Linked DNA regions of Homo sapiens: regions 1 and 2 are each linked to region 3. Evidence: chromatin contacts called from ENCODE Hi-C or POLR2A ChIA-PET data. All regions are on one chromosome and are shown on one strand. The core of a region is the stretch at or near the end of the contact, and the rest is flanking DNA. Distances in the headings are between cores, read along the strand shown. Region 1 has its middle 37 kb from the start of CDC42EP3. Region 2 overlaps LINC03063 (long intergenic non-protein coding RNA 3063). Region 3 holds the start of EIF2AK2 (eukaryotic translation initiation factor 2 alpha kinase 2).

What was found. Hi-C counts contacts between places; a loop is a spot of excess contacts on that map. ChIA-PET counts read pairs that join two places held with the same protein, here RNA polymerase II (POLR2A). Pooled maps may share reads with other maps.
Region 1: a loop to region 3 is called in a pooled map, with 4 times the contacts of the local background. The contact joins the enhancer-like site here to the promoter of EIF2AK2 in region 3. A Hi-C loop is called at or near these places in 1 of 168 maps with a recorded cell type or tissue (transverse colon) and 5 of 50 pooled maps. POLR2A ChIA-PET finds 5 or more read pairs at or near these places in 2 of 52 experiments (T-cell and activated CD4-positive, alpha-beta T cell).
Region 2: a pooled map shows a loop between it and region 3 (5-fold over the local background). The contact joins the enhancer-like site here to the promoter of EIF2AK2 in region 3. A Hi-C loop is called at or near these places in 5 of 50 pooled maps. POLR2A ChIA-PET finds 5 or more read pairs at or near these places in 2 of 52 experiments (CD8-positive, alpha-beta memory T cell and activated CD4-positive, alpha-beta T cell).

Annotation. Positions count from the first base shown.
Region 1 is chr2:37,632,054-37,636,912 of GRCh38, forward strand. No RefSeq gene overlaps it. Among named protein-coding and RNA genes, the nearest start is that of CDC42EP3, 37 kb to the right of the region's middle. RefSeq lists enhancers at 1,789-1,988, 2,009-2,078, 3,611-3,840. Within about 2 kb of position 3,203, at least 11 of the 41 ENCODE cell types and tissues checked have a DNase peak (open chromatin) inside an H3K27ac peak, as active enhancers do.
Region 2 is chr2:37,583,438-37,587,769 of GRCh38, forward strand. The region is part of intron 1 of LINC03063 (long intergenic non-protein coding RNA 3063); the gene reads left to right. Among named protein-coding and RNA genes, the nearest start is that of LINC03063, 23 kb to the left of the region's middle. Within about 2 kb of position 2,919, at least 30 of the 41 ENCODE cell types and tissues checked have a DNase peak (open chromatin) inside an H3K27ac peak, as active enhancers do.
Region 3 is chr2:37,154,682-37,159,343 of GRCh38, forward strand. EIF2AK2 (eukaryotic translation initiation factor 2 alpha kinase 2) reads right to left here and starts at 2,299. Exons shown (of 17, transcript NM_001135651.3): 1 at 2,227-2,299. RefSeq lists silencers at 2,089-2,208, 2,409-2,598 and an enhancer at 2,229-2,358.

The sequences.
Region 1 (4,859 bases), core at 1,953-4,452, 480 kb after region 3:
TCACATTCTCGTCCTTTAAGCAAACAACATTTTAAAAGCCTATAATGGCTGTATCTTATTGAAGCAAATGATAATAACTTTCTATAGGGCTATTTTCTTTTATAAGGTAAATAACTAAAACTTGTAAATATGGAAAAATAATCCAGATCCATAGACATATTTGTAAGTATATATTTCTTAAAAATGTTTCAGTCCTATTAGTCTCTATCATTTTAATACACTGGCAAAATATATAGTACTTTGTTCTTTTCTCAAAACTCTTTTTCAGAATTTATGGCATTTCTTGTACCTGGTAAAGACTACTGATAAGCCATTTCTTGTGGACTAATAAAAAAAATTAGTTTTTGGTAAGCATTAATTTTAGTCTCTGCTTTTTATCTGTTTATTCATTCTTTCATCCTTCATTCAGCAATAGCTTCTGTGCTGGGCTGGGAGTCAGGTTGGAGGAATGTGCCCTCTCACCAGGAGGATGGACTTGATTGTATCACTGTGGGGGACCCACTGAATAGTGGGACCTCTGCAAAGTGCAGTGCAGCCCAAGAGGAGAGAACAACTGATTCTAACACAGGCTTCACAGAGAAGGTGACAGAGGTTTTAACGGGTTAGTAAAAAAGGAGTTCATGCAAAGACAGAAAGGCTGAAAAGACGGGTATTTGGGGAGTTCTGCAATGGTAAATGAGGGGGAAGCTAAATGTGTGTGGCTGGTGGCATAAGTAACGTGGGATGTGTAGATTGAGGCCAGAAGGCGAAGGGACTTGAGTGCCATTTTCAAGACTTTGTTTGGACTTTGTCTCCTAGCTATGGAGACCTCATAAGGACCTTTAGTCAGGGTGGTGACTTAAGAGTGGGCACTATTGGAATCAGAGGCTCTTACAATAACTGTGAGAGGGAATAAGGACTTAAGGCAAAGACCTTCTTTGTGATTATAGACAAATTTATTATGCAATACAATAGATAAAAAAGATTAATGCATAAGTCTTCATAGCCCCTCTTCCTCTTCTTCCCCATACCCCCCAGGAAAATTCTAGCAGAGCTATGGATTATGAATTGGATTTTCTTTGGAGTTCTTTAAGAGAAGAATATAAATATTCTAAATGCTTTAATTCTTCTTTGTTGCTACATCTTGATTTGTTTGTTTTTTCACTGTAACTGCACTGAGATCAGTCCCCATGGAGCTCTAGGTTATTAGGGCTACATAACATGTTTTTTTTTTAGGAGAGCCAGTATAATGTTGGGTGACCCAAAGGTTTATGCCTACTTGGGGGCAGTTTGAAGACCTACTAGTTAGTCACATCTACAAAGATAAGATAGGCAAGGTTTTAAAAACCCAAATCCTGTCTGGTTTCCTGCTACCACAGTAATTTCCTGAGGAATACTCCAGGATAAGAACATGCTGTTTATTACCAGCTAGGGCTTTGTCCTTGACACCTCACAAAAGTGCCTGTTCCAGGTCATGAACTTGGGTCAATCTGTGGGCAAGATGTAAGAACCCTTTGCCTCCTCTGAACTCGGAAGCAATTGAGATGACATCCATCTTTGGATGTTCTCTCCTGGACTCTACCTGGTTCCTGCTTGGTTTTCTAACAGAGGGAAAAAAGAGGATGCCGCTTTCCAACCATAAGGAGGCCTCCATCCAATCTTATCCTATCAGCTGCCAGGAAGGAAAAAGAGAGAAGTGATCTCTGTTCTAAGAAAGTTGCATTTTAAAGGAAGAAGTTCTGAATGAAGTGCCCCAATCAGGAGCAAGGATGCTTATCTTCTTTCCTCCTCTGATATGGTTTGACCGTGTCCCTACCCAAATCTTATCTTGAATTGTAGTTCCCATAATCCCCATGTGTCATGGGAGGGACCCAGTGGGAGGTAATCGAATCATGGTGGTGTTTACCTGCATGCTGTTCTCGTGATAGTAAGTTCTCATGAGATCTGATGGTTTTATAGGGGCTTTTCCCCTCCTTCTCTCTGCACTTCTTCTTGCTGCCACCATGTGAAGAAGGGTGTGTTTGCTTCCATTTCTGCCGTGATTCTCTTTCCTGAGGCCTCCCCAGCCCTGCAGAAGTGTGAGTCAATTAAACCTCTTTCCTGTATATTTAATCAACTATCTAGTCTCTGTTATGTTGCTCCATTAGCAGCATGAGAACAGACTAATACAGCTAACCCACTTTACCCTTAGCAGCATAGATTCAATTCCACCTTCTTTGTGGAATTGAATTCCTAATTCATATTAGGGTGTTGGGCAGAGTGAGTATTTGACTTTCATTTATTCATTGGATTTTACATCCAGGTTGTGCCACTAGCACAAACAGTTCATGGAGGGCCTTGTATACCTGTTTAGGAATTTGGGCTTTGTATGGTAAAGGAGAGTTTCTGAAGGTTGTTAATTAGGGACTTTATGGGTTTAGATGTTCAGTTAGAGAAGCTTAAAATATTTTTTAAAATATAGTATCTAAAAAATATTTTTAGAGCCCATCACTCAAAATTAAAAAGGAAAAACATTGGCAGGGGTCATTCTAAAGACAGTGAAATAGTTAGGAAGCTGTTGCTATATAATAGAAGCAAGGTATGATGAGGGCCTGAATGGAGTCAGTGGCAGTGGGATTGGAGAAAAGAGATTGGACATGAGAAATATTTAGGAGGCAAAAGAAGAGGGTTGTGTGGAAAAAGGAGTCACTTCCCGGGTTTTGTCCTGAGAAGCTGGCTGGATGGTATTGTCACTCACAAGCACAGGAGAAGGAGGATGGAAGCATATTTTTGTTGGTGGTGAACTTGATTTGAAATATGGTAAATTTGGGGTTCTGGCAGGCCAAACAAGCAGAGATGTCCAGGGCTCATCTGGATATTCAGGTCTGAAGCCCAGGAGTTGTATTTGGGCAGGAGATAGAGATGTGGGAGTCATCAGAAAATAGATGGCAGTTGAAGCTCTGAAACAAGACATCACCAAACAGAAGAATGAGAATGACCCTAGGGTGCGTGGTAGCAATGGGGTCAGTAGTCGAAGAAGAACCGGGAAGGATTCACAGTGGTGTAGTTGGTGGGAGAGAAGGAAAACCAGAGAGAAGGGAGTGAGAGGAGCAGCAGTGCCCTGGAGAGTCAAGTGCTGCAGAGAAGAGAAGAAAGGGAGGTAGGGTGGGGAACATCTGTGACTTTAGGAAGGTGGTTCATTGGTGACTGCTGAGCGCAGCTTCAGTGAACGGTGGCAGTAGATCTGGAGGAAAGTGACTCAGTGAATGTGAGGTGAGCAAATGGAGACATTGGTGTAAATGCCCCTTTCGAGGTTGTGGAAGTGGCTCACGTTTTTGAGGCAGGGCTGTGTTTGTTTTTCAGAGGTAGGGACTCGAGCATATTCTCTGCAGAAGCCCCCAGTCAGTGAGACTGGTAAAGACTGTTGTCATGTAGTCAGAGGCAGAGTCTCAGTTCTACTCCTTCTCTTATCTCTGTCACACTGAACACTTCTGCTCTTTCTTAAATCACCAGTTGGCTCCTGGGGCTCCCAGGCCTTTCTGGGTTTGCTCTGGGTTTATTCACCTCTTGTGTCAGTCTGTTCTCATACTGCTATGAAGCAATACCCGAGACTGGGTAATTTATAAAGGAAAGAGGTTGAATTGACTCATAGTTCTGCAGGACTGGGGTTGCCTCAGGAAACTTATGGTCATGGCAGAAGCGGAAGCAAACATGTCCTTCACGTGGCAGCAGGAGAGAGAAGTGCAAAGGGGGAAAACCCCTTATATAAAAACATCAGATCTTGTGAGAACTCACTATCATGAGAACAACATGAGGGTAACTGCCCCCATGATTCAATTATCTCCTGCTGGGTCCCTCCCATGACACGTGGGGATTACGGGAACTACAATTCAAGATGAGATTTGGCTGGGGATGTAGCCAAACCACATCACCCCTGTTAGAGGTGGAGGATTTGCTGTGCCCCACTCACTGCCACCCCCACTGCCACCAGGGCAGTCATGTCTCACATGGTGCGACATTTGGTATCCCCACTCCTTCACCCACTTGTGCCTTCAGAGAGGACTCGGAGCCCTCAGGAGAGCTACAGGGTAGTCCCGTAAATAGCCAGGGGCCAGTGAGATGATGTACTCTGAGGAGAGGCTTCCCACAATACAAACCTTAGGTGTCAAATGTGCTATGAGGACACTGAGGCATTGTACCCTCAGCACCTGTGGCAGGTAGGTGGGGCCCAGGCCAGCCACAACAGCCCTTTCATTTCCCCATGGTGCTGTCCCAATGTCATAATTTTCTTTGTCATGATATGGGAAGCACTGCCTGATGGGGCCCCACCTCCAGCACATTGGCTGTCTCTCTGTCACTTGGCTTCCTGAATGGTATTTAAACGCCCCCCGCATCACTGTTGGGTCTCAGCAAACTCTCTGGCCTCTTGTTCAATTTGCCCTCTGCATACTGGGAAGGCCTATTTAACTTTGCCTGGCATCTGTGTGGAAGAAACACTTCTTAGGCAAAGAGCTCCTGGAAGACAATCTCCCTAGCAACAATGAAGCATCCTCTCTACAGTCTTTTCTGCCTCTCTTTTGTTGTTATCTGGATGACAGGGATTGAATCTGGCCTCTGCCCATATCAAATGCTGTCTGGGGCTGGAAACAAGCCTCAAAACATGTTTTAAATATTTTATTTCCCCCCGTCTCCCCTAAGTCTGCCCACCATGCATACGCTTGATTAAAGTTATGCCCCAGTGATCAACTGTGAGTGACAGTGACCCTCCTAAAGGTAGTCTACTTAGCCTCTGGGCTCAGGCAACACACCTGTGTCTGATTAGACACTGTTACCCTGCTTGAACCTGTGCCACATGAAAGCAGCTTTCTCTTGTGCTCTGGTAGTGGGAGATGCTTTCTTGT
Region 2 (4,332 bases), core at 1,669-4,168, 430 kb after region 3:
AACCCATATTGACACATTATGATTATCTAAAGTTCATACTTTATCGGGAGTTCCTTAGTTGTGACTAATGTTCTTTTCTGTTCCAGGACATCTGATCCTGGGCCCCACATTACATTTAGTTCTGATATCTCCTTTCCTTAGTCTCTTCTGCCACTGTACTTTTGCTTTGGTGTGTGTGCGTGCACGTGTGTGTGTGTGTTTGTACTAGCTTGTGATGTAATATGCAGGTCTTGGCCTGCCAAATGGAAAGCCAGTGGTATACAGCAAATTATAGTTAACCACTCATTAAGTTGGTAGCCATAATTGAAAAGAGAATATTAAGGAATATGCTAAATATTAGAAGTATTTTGGATGCTAGTTTGTTACAATTAAAAAATGGAGAGGAGACAGTTATATTTACAGAAAACTAAACAGCAAATAGAAGATATCCTAGAGATGCAGAGAATTCAGGCCTAAATACCATTCATTCAGATCTATAGAGACCTATAGGGTTCCCAAAGCAAGCACTAATGTGTTTCTTCTAGTGATTGTTCATTTCTTTCAGGAATGCTGTTTGTCTTTTGTGACTCATAGCAGCCACTTTTACTGATTTTTTTTTTTTTTGGAATGTCAGATGTAGTGAGCTGCCTGGGCTAAAAAGAGTTTGGTACGCAGATTTGGGCTTCATTGGCTGTTTCCCATGGGAAAGTTAGTTGATTAGATTAAAGATGAAAGACTGTCCCAGTCAGCTGTTTAGGCCATACACAGATGGAAGGAATCGGGGAAGGCAGGGTGTACACATTTGCCATGATACTCAGCCCAGATAATTTAATATGAATTTCCCCCCTTTGTTGGTGAGGGGTTGGGAGTGATAAGGTCGAAGGCGTAAGAAATCTTAAAGTATTTGTTAGTGCCGATGGTGTAACCTCTAATTCAACAAAGTACTGCACATAGGGTGTCCTTGTAGGCTTTGGGAAAATTTTAGAAGAGAAGGAAAGAGAGAGAGAGAGAGAAGAAAGAAGCAAAAAGAGAAGAGAGAGTGAGGGGAGAGAGAAAGAGAGAGAAAGAGAAAGGATTAAATGTTTCTGGCATGCTGAGAATGAAATCCCTATGGGGTAGACAGAATTTGACTGAGATAAGCCATCTTTTATGTTTCAAGCAAAAGTGAACAGAGTCCATACACTAAGCAGGTGTCAGTAGAAAGGAATTAGGTCTGTGTTTTAATTTTAAAAATTAATTTCCTCACCTTAGAATCCAACGGTGGAAGGAATTTTCAAACACTTTACATCTTTCTGCTTGCTTCCAAGCAGGCAACTCAGTCACACCCAGCTGTTCCTTTTTACTCACTGTCTTCTTGATTTCCTAGGTCTTTTTCATTTTTGCAATTAAAATGACACGATCACTTGGATAGATTAGTTGAAAAAATTAAAACAGGACAATGGCCATTCTAAATTGTACAATTGCTTGATTAAACATTGATTGAATAGTTTGTGGCTTATTCAGTTCATTCATATTTATTCTCCCTGACTTTCTTCCCTGCCAACTTTTGACTATCTTACTGATTTATGAAAGTAGAGAGGGAAAAAGAAGAAAACAGGTGAAATCATTCTGCTATTTGCTAAGTGATCTGGTAACTTTGGGGTAGGCAATGGTATTGAAAAGGTAGAATGATACATTTGTATTCATTCTTTCTCAAAATCATGAGAAGATTATTTCTAATTTGGGGATATCTGCCACCTCCTCCCCCAAGTGATAATAAACACACACACACACACACACACACACACACACACAAACAAACACACACACACACACACACACTCCTCAAATCTTCAGGTGGAACAGACTTGGCCCTACTATCTCAGCACCTCTTTGGCTTTTCATATTTACTTTCAGTTTATAAAGACACATGTGCTGTTTCCAATCTGCTTAGGGTTGGTGTTTCTGTTGGGAAAGTAAATGGCAAAAGGACCACATGACTGCCAAGGGTAAACACTGCTGAAGGCCACAGCTGCTGCTTAAGGGGGAAGGCGTGGGCTGGCTGGAAAGTTAAGGCAACATGAGGAGGAGAGGTTAGAGATGGGGTGAGAGAAGAAAGACCTGCCCCTCTCCACCTGCCTCTGCTCATTTCCTTCAGGAAACAGACACCAAGATGGAATTAGGAATGCAAAACGTTGACTAGGGGGTGATGCCTGTGAAGGATAAAGGGAGAGGGAGCAGGAACAGGTGGGACAAGTCTCAGACCATGATGCAAGTCTCACATCTGTAAAGGGAGAGCAGGAAGGAAGAAGAATCGGGCAGGTAGAGTTTCAGCCTGCAGGGCAGCTCTGAGAAAGTCTTGGCTAGGCTGATAGGGACATCCGAAGCAACAGTTTCCCAGTAGGGCAGGCATGCCCAGCCCTAGCAGACTCCTACCTCTGTCCCCTCTCCCCATGCTCAATCATTGGCTAGGAGCAGCTCTGGAGAAGCGTGGCCCTGGTATGGATGCTGTAATGGATCCCACAGCTGTGACAGCTGTAGGGTGGCAGATAACTACACTTCTCACTAAATATTATCTTTTTAAAAGTTGTTTATAGTTTTAAATTTATTGTTTATGTTTAAGGTGTACAACATGATATTTTGATATGCATATACACACTGAAATGATCACTACAGTCGAGCAGATTCTCTCTTAAAGGGAGATCTGAGCAGCACCTCCTCATGGATGCCACACCCATGAGTCTTATTATAATAGTAACGACACTTACAAAAGGCAAGAGAGGGCAGCATGCCTGGTCACATTGCTACCATTTACCCTCACATCGTATTGATCACAAGAGCCACAAAACTGAGTTATAGTTTCCTTTTAGCTCTTAAAATCCTAAGGCACCTTGCAAAAGTTAGCCTGACCCAGTTTAGTTTCTTCTAGCTGTCACATGTGGTCCAAAAACCATCTAGAACGATTTGCAGCATGCTGACTCAACTTGTCGGAGCCGGAAGCCCCTTGGCAGACACGAGAACTATCTCATCTCTCAGATCTGTGTGGAAAGGGAAATTGATTCACTGTTTTCATTCCTTTTTCTTTTTCTGAGGTTGCTTCTAAGTGCTGGAGGGTGTTGGCTTTTCTATGACTCAGAAGTATAAATCTTTTCCTAAGGTGAAAGATTAATTTTCAGAATGGAGGAAAAAATCCTTCCTAGTTTTATACTTTAAGTATGAGAATTGGTTACACAGGGGCAGTTGATCCAGAATGTTACGTTGAAGGGGGGAGATAGGAGCATGACTGAACTATAAACCAAAAGGGGGTTTCTAAACACCTCTCCGCAGGTAAATTCAGCTTTGGAAAGAGCTTTTCAAAATCATGAGGCTATGATAGTTCAATTTAGCCTATCATAAAAATCATCTGCTTATTTACTTTGACCAACACATTCATATCCCCTCCTTGTTTTCTGCCTCTCTGAGTCCAGAGAATGAAATTATCTTCATGTGAGTAATAAATTGGAGACTGACAAGTCAAAGACACAAAGGGACATGAAATTCCACCTGTGGATTAACAATTGGCCTCTCCCAGAGTTTAAACTTTTCCAGATGCAAATTCCAGAGTGGGATGAGATATTCCACAGTCGACATTTGGGACAATAGCACTTGTAGACACTCAGGGAATAAACATTATGTAGTTGATGCAGTCAGGTCTATTTCATTTCAGTAAGGAAGGTGGCCAAGCTTCCATGGTGAAGGGTGGTGAAAGTGGGTGTTGTGAAGATTGAAAACTATTCAGTTTTGCTGAAGACAGATTCTGTGTTTTAGATTTCCTGCTGTCTCACTAAGCTTTCCTGAGCTTCCTGGGGTCGGGGGCAGGGCAGAAAGCCTGTCAATAGAAAAGGAGACAGGACTTGTTAAGTTTATTTCAAACCCATTGCTTCACTTCTCATAAGCTATTTTCTACCCCTATTTTTTAAGATCAAGGTACAGTCATGCAGGGAATTTGTTCCAAGGCTCCAGAAGATCCCAAAATCCTGGGATGCTTAAGTCCCTGGTAGAAAATGGCATAATATTTGCATACAACCTATGTACATCCTCCCACATATTTAAAATCATCTCTAGATTACTAATAATACCTAATACCATGTAAATGCTATGTAAATGGTTGTTGTAGTATATTGTTTTTGATTTGTGTTATTTTTTATTTTCCTCTCCTCCCCACACATATTTCTATGAACAGTTGATTGAATCGGCAGATGGGGAACCACTGATATTGAGGGCCTTGGGTATATGGTCCTATCCTTTGTTCGTCACTGATTCATTCTTTTGGTTTTGTTTTGTTTTTTTGAGACAGAATCTTGCTGTGTTACCCAGGCTGGAGTAGAGTGGTGC
Region 3 (4,662 bases), core at 1,049-3,548:
TTCCGAGTAGCTGGGATTACAGGCGCCCACCACCACGCCCGGCTAATTTTTTATATTTTTAGTAGAGACGGGGTTTCCCCATGTTGGCCAGGCTGGTCTCAAACTCCTGACCTCAGGTGATCCACCCACCTTGGCCTCCCAAAGTGCTGCGATTACAGGCATGAGCCATGGCACCTGGGCCTGGTTTTCTTCTGTTCTGACAAGCTACTCCTTTTCTGTCTCCTTTCCTGGTTCATCTTCAACTTCTTTTCTTCTATTTTTTTTTTTTTAACCTTTTCTATGGTTCTAACTTCCTCTTTTCTAGATATTCTAGCATCACTGGGCCCGGTCCTTAGACTTGCTCTTTTCTACTTGGACTCACTCCCCTGGTGATCACCTCCAGGTTTGTGGCTTTAAATTCCACGGACACAATGATGGTTCTCAAAAGCACGCTTCCACCATGGACTCTCTCCTGAACTCCCAACTGCCTCTGTCCAACCTGCTCCCTCCTAAAATGCCCTTGACTCTATTCCTTCTGCTGTCTTGGCCTGGTCAATTTCTACTTCCTACAGATTTCAGCTCAAAATCCCAGACACTCCTTCACAGGCTCTTCCACAGTGCTCATCCCCTTTATTAAAATTGCTTATTTAACTATTTTCCAAAATAGAGCATGAATTACTACAGGTAAGGGACCAGGCTCAATAATGAATGAGTGAGTACCAAAATATCTCCAGATACCCCATCCAGGACTTGTCACCTGCTTTTCTCTACATTTATAGTGCAATATCTGCATTCTCTCTGTACCCACCAATATCCACTCATCTATCAGGATCAACACAGCCTTCTTTGATGCTGGAGGGTCAGCTAGTATGGGCTTGCCACTCCACCTTGCCCAACCTTCAACACAGCCCTGACTGCTTTTTAAACTAATTAGTGAGCTCTTTGGGGAGCAGATTCTACATCTTATTCACTCATCTGGAAGAAACCTCCATCATAATCACTAAAAAATAATATTTGTCCATCTTACTAATGCCCAGAAATTATTTTGGCTATGCCTCCACTTCCTTTCCAGCAGACTACATACAGCCTGGCCAACACGGTGAAACCCTGTCTCTACTAAAAATAAAAAAATTAGTTGGCTGTGCTGGCGGGCACCTGTAGTCCCAGCTACCTGGGAGGCTGAGGAAGGAAAATCGCTTGAACCTGAGAGGCAGAGGTTGCAGTGAGCCCAGATCGTGCCACTGCATTCCAGCCTGGCGACAGAGTGAGAATCTGTCTCAAAAAAAAAAAAAAAGAAAAGAAAAGAAAGAAAATGTCACCAGGTGATAACTACTATGTTGACAACCGAAGTAGTGGAAGGGGGAACAGCAAGGGCAGAGCGGGGTTTCTTGTATAGGCAGGTTGTTTGAGGAAGGCTGCTCTGATAAGCTGGCATGGGAAGCAGTGCAGGATAAGGGAGGGATTTCCCCATGCAGTTATCTGGGGAAGAAGCTTTCCAGAAAGAAGAAACAAGCAGTGCAAAGGCCTAGAGGCTGGAGGATGCTTGGCTGTGCACCAGGAACAGCAAGGAAGCCAGCGTGGCCGGAGTAGGGGGTGCGAGGGGCCTTGCCTGTGAGCCTTAATAAATGTTTATAGGATTCTGATGAGACAGGAAAGCTACGGGGAAGGTCGGAGCAGGGGAGAGTCTGGTTCTTACTTAAAGGAACATTCCAGATGCTGAGGTGTGGAGAAGAGGTAGGGGGTGGAGGTTCAGGGGTGAGGATACGGAGTGGGAACAGGAACTGCGGCCAGGCAATTGGGAAACTACTGCAACTCTCCACGGAAGAGATTTTTAGCCAAAGATTGTTCAGCCAGTCTATGAGTATTTCAGGCCTCCGTATTTTCCATGTGTCAAGCCACTAGGCCTATTCGTCTTCCACTAGACCCCGCCCCACAACTGCTGCCTGGGAAATATTTGTTACTTGCACTGATAAAAATTCTTCACGGGAAGGAAATGGCTTTCAGTCCCCACCCCGCTCCACGATCCTTTCCCTGGATTTGGGGAGGGCCCCACACCCGGGCTGCGGACCTGGGCCTGCTCTCCCAGTGCTGACCCAGCCGGGGCCAGGGGCTTCGGATCAGCGTCCGCGTCCTGAGCTGGGGACGCAGGATTGGCGAGTCCCGCCCCGGCTGGGCCTGCAGCCCCTCGTACGTGGCCCCCCGGCCCCCGCTCCCCGCGCTCCCTCGGCTGCCCCCTGCCCTGCTCACCTGCGCCGCCGCCGCCGCCGCCGCCGCCGCCGGCCGGAGACCCGCGGCTTCGGGAGAGCTGGTTCTCAGTTTCGTTTTCCCCTTGGACTCCGCCTTCCCTGCAGCCGCCCGGCCCCCTCTCGCACAAGCCCTCGTCTGCTACGGGATTGGGGTAAATTGGCGCTGGATCCAGAGTGCGCGCGAGAGGCACTGGCGGGCGGGCTTGGCACCGGCGGGCGGGCTTGGCACCGGCAGGCGGGCTTGGCACCCACGTGCTGCCCCTGCACGGCCAGGACCCTGCACCCCCATCCCCCGCCCCCGGGGCTCCTAGGGTTCTCCGCTGGCCTAGTCCGCTGGCCGCACTAGGTTCTCGAATCAAGGGTTCCACTTACTCTCAACACAAATATTTGGGGTGGGGTTGGGAAGATGGATCTTACCAGCTCCATTCTACAATAGAGGAAACTGAGTAAATGAACTCACCCAGGGGTCCTGCCGCTCGTAAGTGGCAAAGCCAGGATTCAGTTCAAGTCGGGGCCTGTAAACACCAAAGCACTCTTTCCCTCTTGCCACACCGCGGCCCCCTCACCTTTACAAGCCTGGGGATCAGAGGCCTGGGGGCGTAATCTCCTTCACTCCGCTCCCACCCATCCATTCATTCATGAGCAGACACTTGCCAGCCGCTGTAAAAGCACCTGTGGGCCAGTCCTGCTGCTAAATAGAGACACCTGCTTCCTACAGTACCCCAGGGAGCTTCCTACCATAGTCCAACACCAGTAGTCCTCGATTTATAGAAATTCTACTCACCTGATGGACTGCGACACACTCCCAGAGTCACACAGAGTTCCAGAGTTCATTGGCACAGTGACTAATGAGTATTGAGGCACAGAGAATTTGGATTAACACAGGTAGTAAGCAGCGGAGTTAGAATTATAACCAGGAGTTTGTACTCTCAGTATCTTAGCTGGGATAAGAGAGGAAGGTGGTCCAAAGACAGACCTCAAATATACATTAAATATTATGCCTAGGCCGGCGCGGTGGCTCATGCCTGTAATCCCAGAAATTTGGGAGGCTGAGACGGGCGGATCACCTGAGGTCAGGAGTTCAGGACCAGCCTGGCCAACATGGCAAAACCCCGTCTCTACTAAAAAACACAAAAATTAGCTGGGCGTGGTGGCAGGCACCTGTAATCCCAGCTACTCCAGAGGCTGAGGCAGGGAGAATTGCTTGAACCTGGGAGGCAGAGATTGTAGTGAGCTGAGATCATGCCACTACACTCCAGCCTGGGTGACAGAGTGGGACTCCAATTCAAAAAAAAAAAAAAAAAATTACACCTAGGCAGGCATCCTCTCCAGCCTCCCTTCTCCATCCCCCAACAACCCCACATTGCAGGGTATCAACAACTAAAATCTACACTTTCCTTGTAGCTCTGGTCCTGGGCATAGCTTAAGTCCCCTATATGTAAAGCACTGGCGGGAGGTTTAGAAGGTAGACATGAGGCAGAGCCATCTTTTTGTGGCATTTCCAGGTGACAAGAAAACTCTGACAGTGCTGTGTGTCCATTTGTCAGCTTTGTGGGTGTGGGATGGCTGTGGCAGCAGCAATGGCAGTAGCAAGGACAAGTTTTTCTGACTTTTTGAGCCCCTGAACTGCCCAAGAGAGCTTAAAGAATGAAAAATGGCAAGCTTAAGCATGATCAGAGGACACACGCTTTTATGACTGTACCAGAAAACCCTCCTATTTCAGGGAGCCTCAGGGGTGATGTAAAAATCTGCCTTCTCTGCTGGGGAAAGATTTGGAAGGAATGATATCAGAGGGTTGGTGATGAGGTCCAGGGGAATGATATGATATGGGTGAACCTCTTGGAATGGGTAAAGTGTGAGCATATTGGACTCCCTGAGGAGCCCAATTCCCTACTGTCTGGGCTCTCAGCTGCAAAGCTTGGTGCTGCAGGCACCAGAATTACAATATAATTGTTTTGAGACAGAGTCTTGCTGTGTTGCCGAGGCTGGAGTGCAGTGGCACAATCTTGGCTCACTACAACCTCTGGCTCCCGGGCTCAAGCAATTTCCCTGCCTCAGCCTGCCAAGTAACTGGGATTACAGGCGTGTGCCACCGCACCTAGCTAATTTTTGTATTTTTAGTAGAGAAGGGGTTTCACCATATTGGCCAGCCTGGTTTGGAACTCCTAACCTCAAGTGATTCCCCCACCTCGGCCTTCCAAAGTACTGAGATTACAGGCGTGATCCACCGCGCCCAGCCTAGAATTACAACAAAAATTTTCATTTGCAGCCTCATCAGGTCTCTTCTGTGAACACTGAGGGCATTGATTGTGAAAGAAAGAAGCCCTGGGAATTTGGGTGGATTTGAATGAATCCAAGTGCCACTGCCCTCCTAAATTCTGCTGTGTCTCCACAGGCTTCCCACCATTGTCTGATAAGGCTGGTACAGCCTACATTA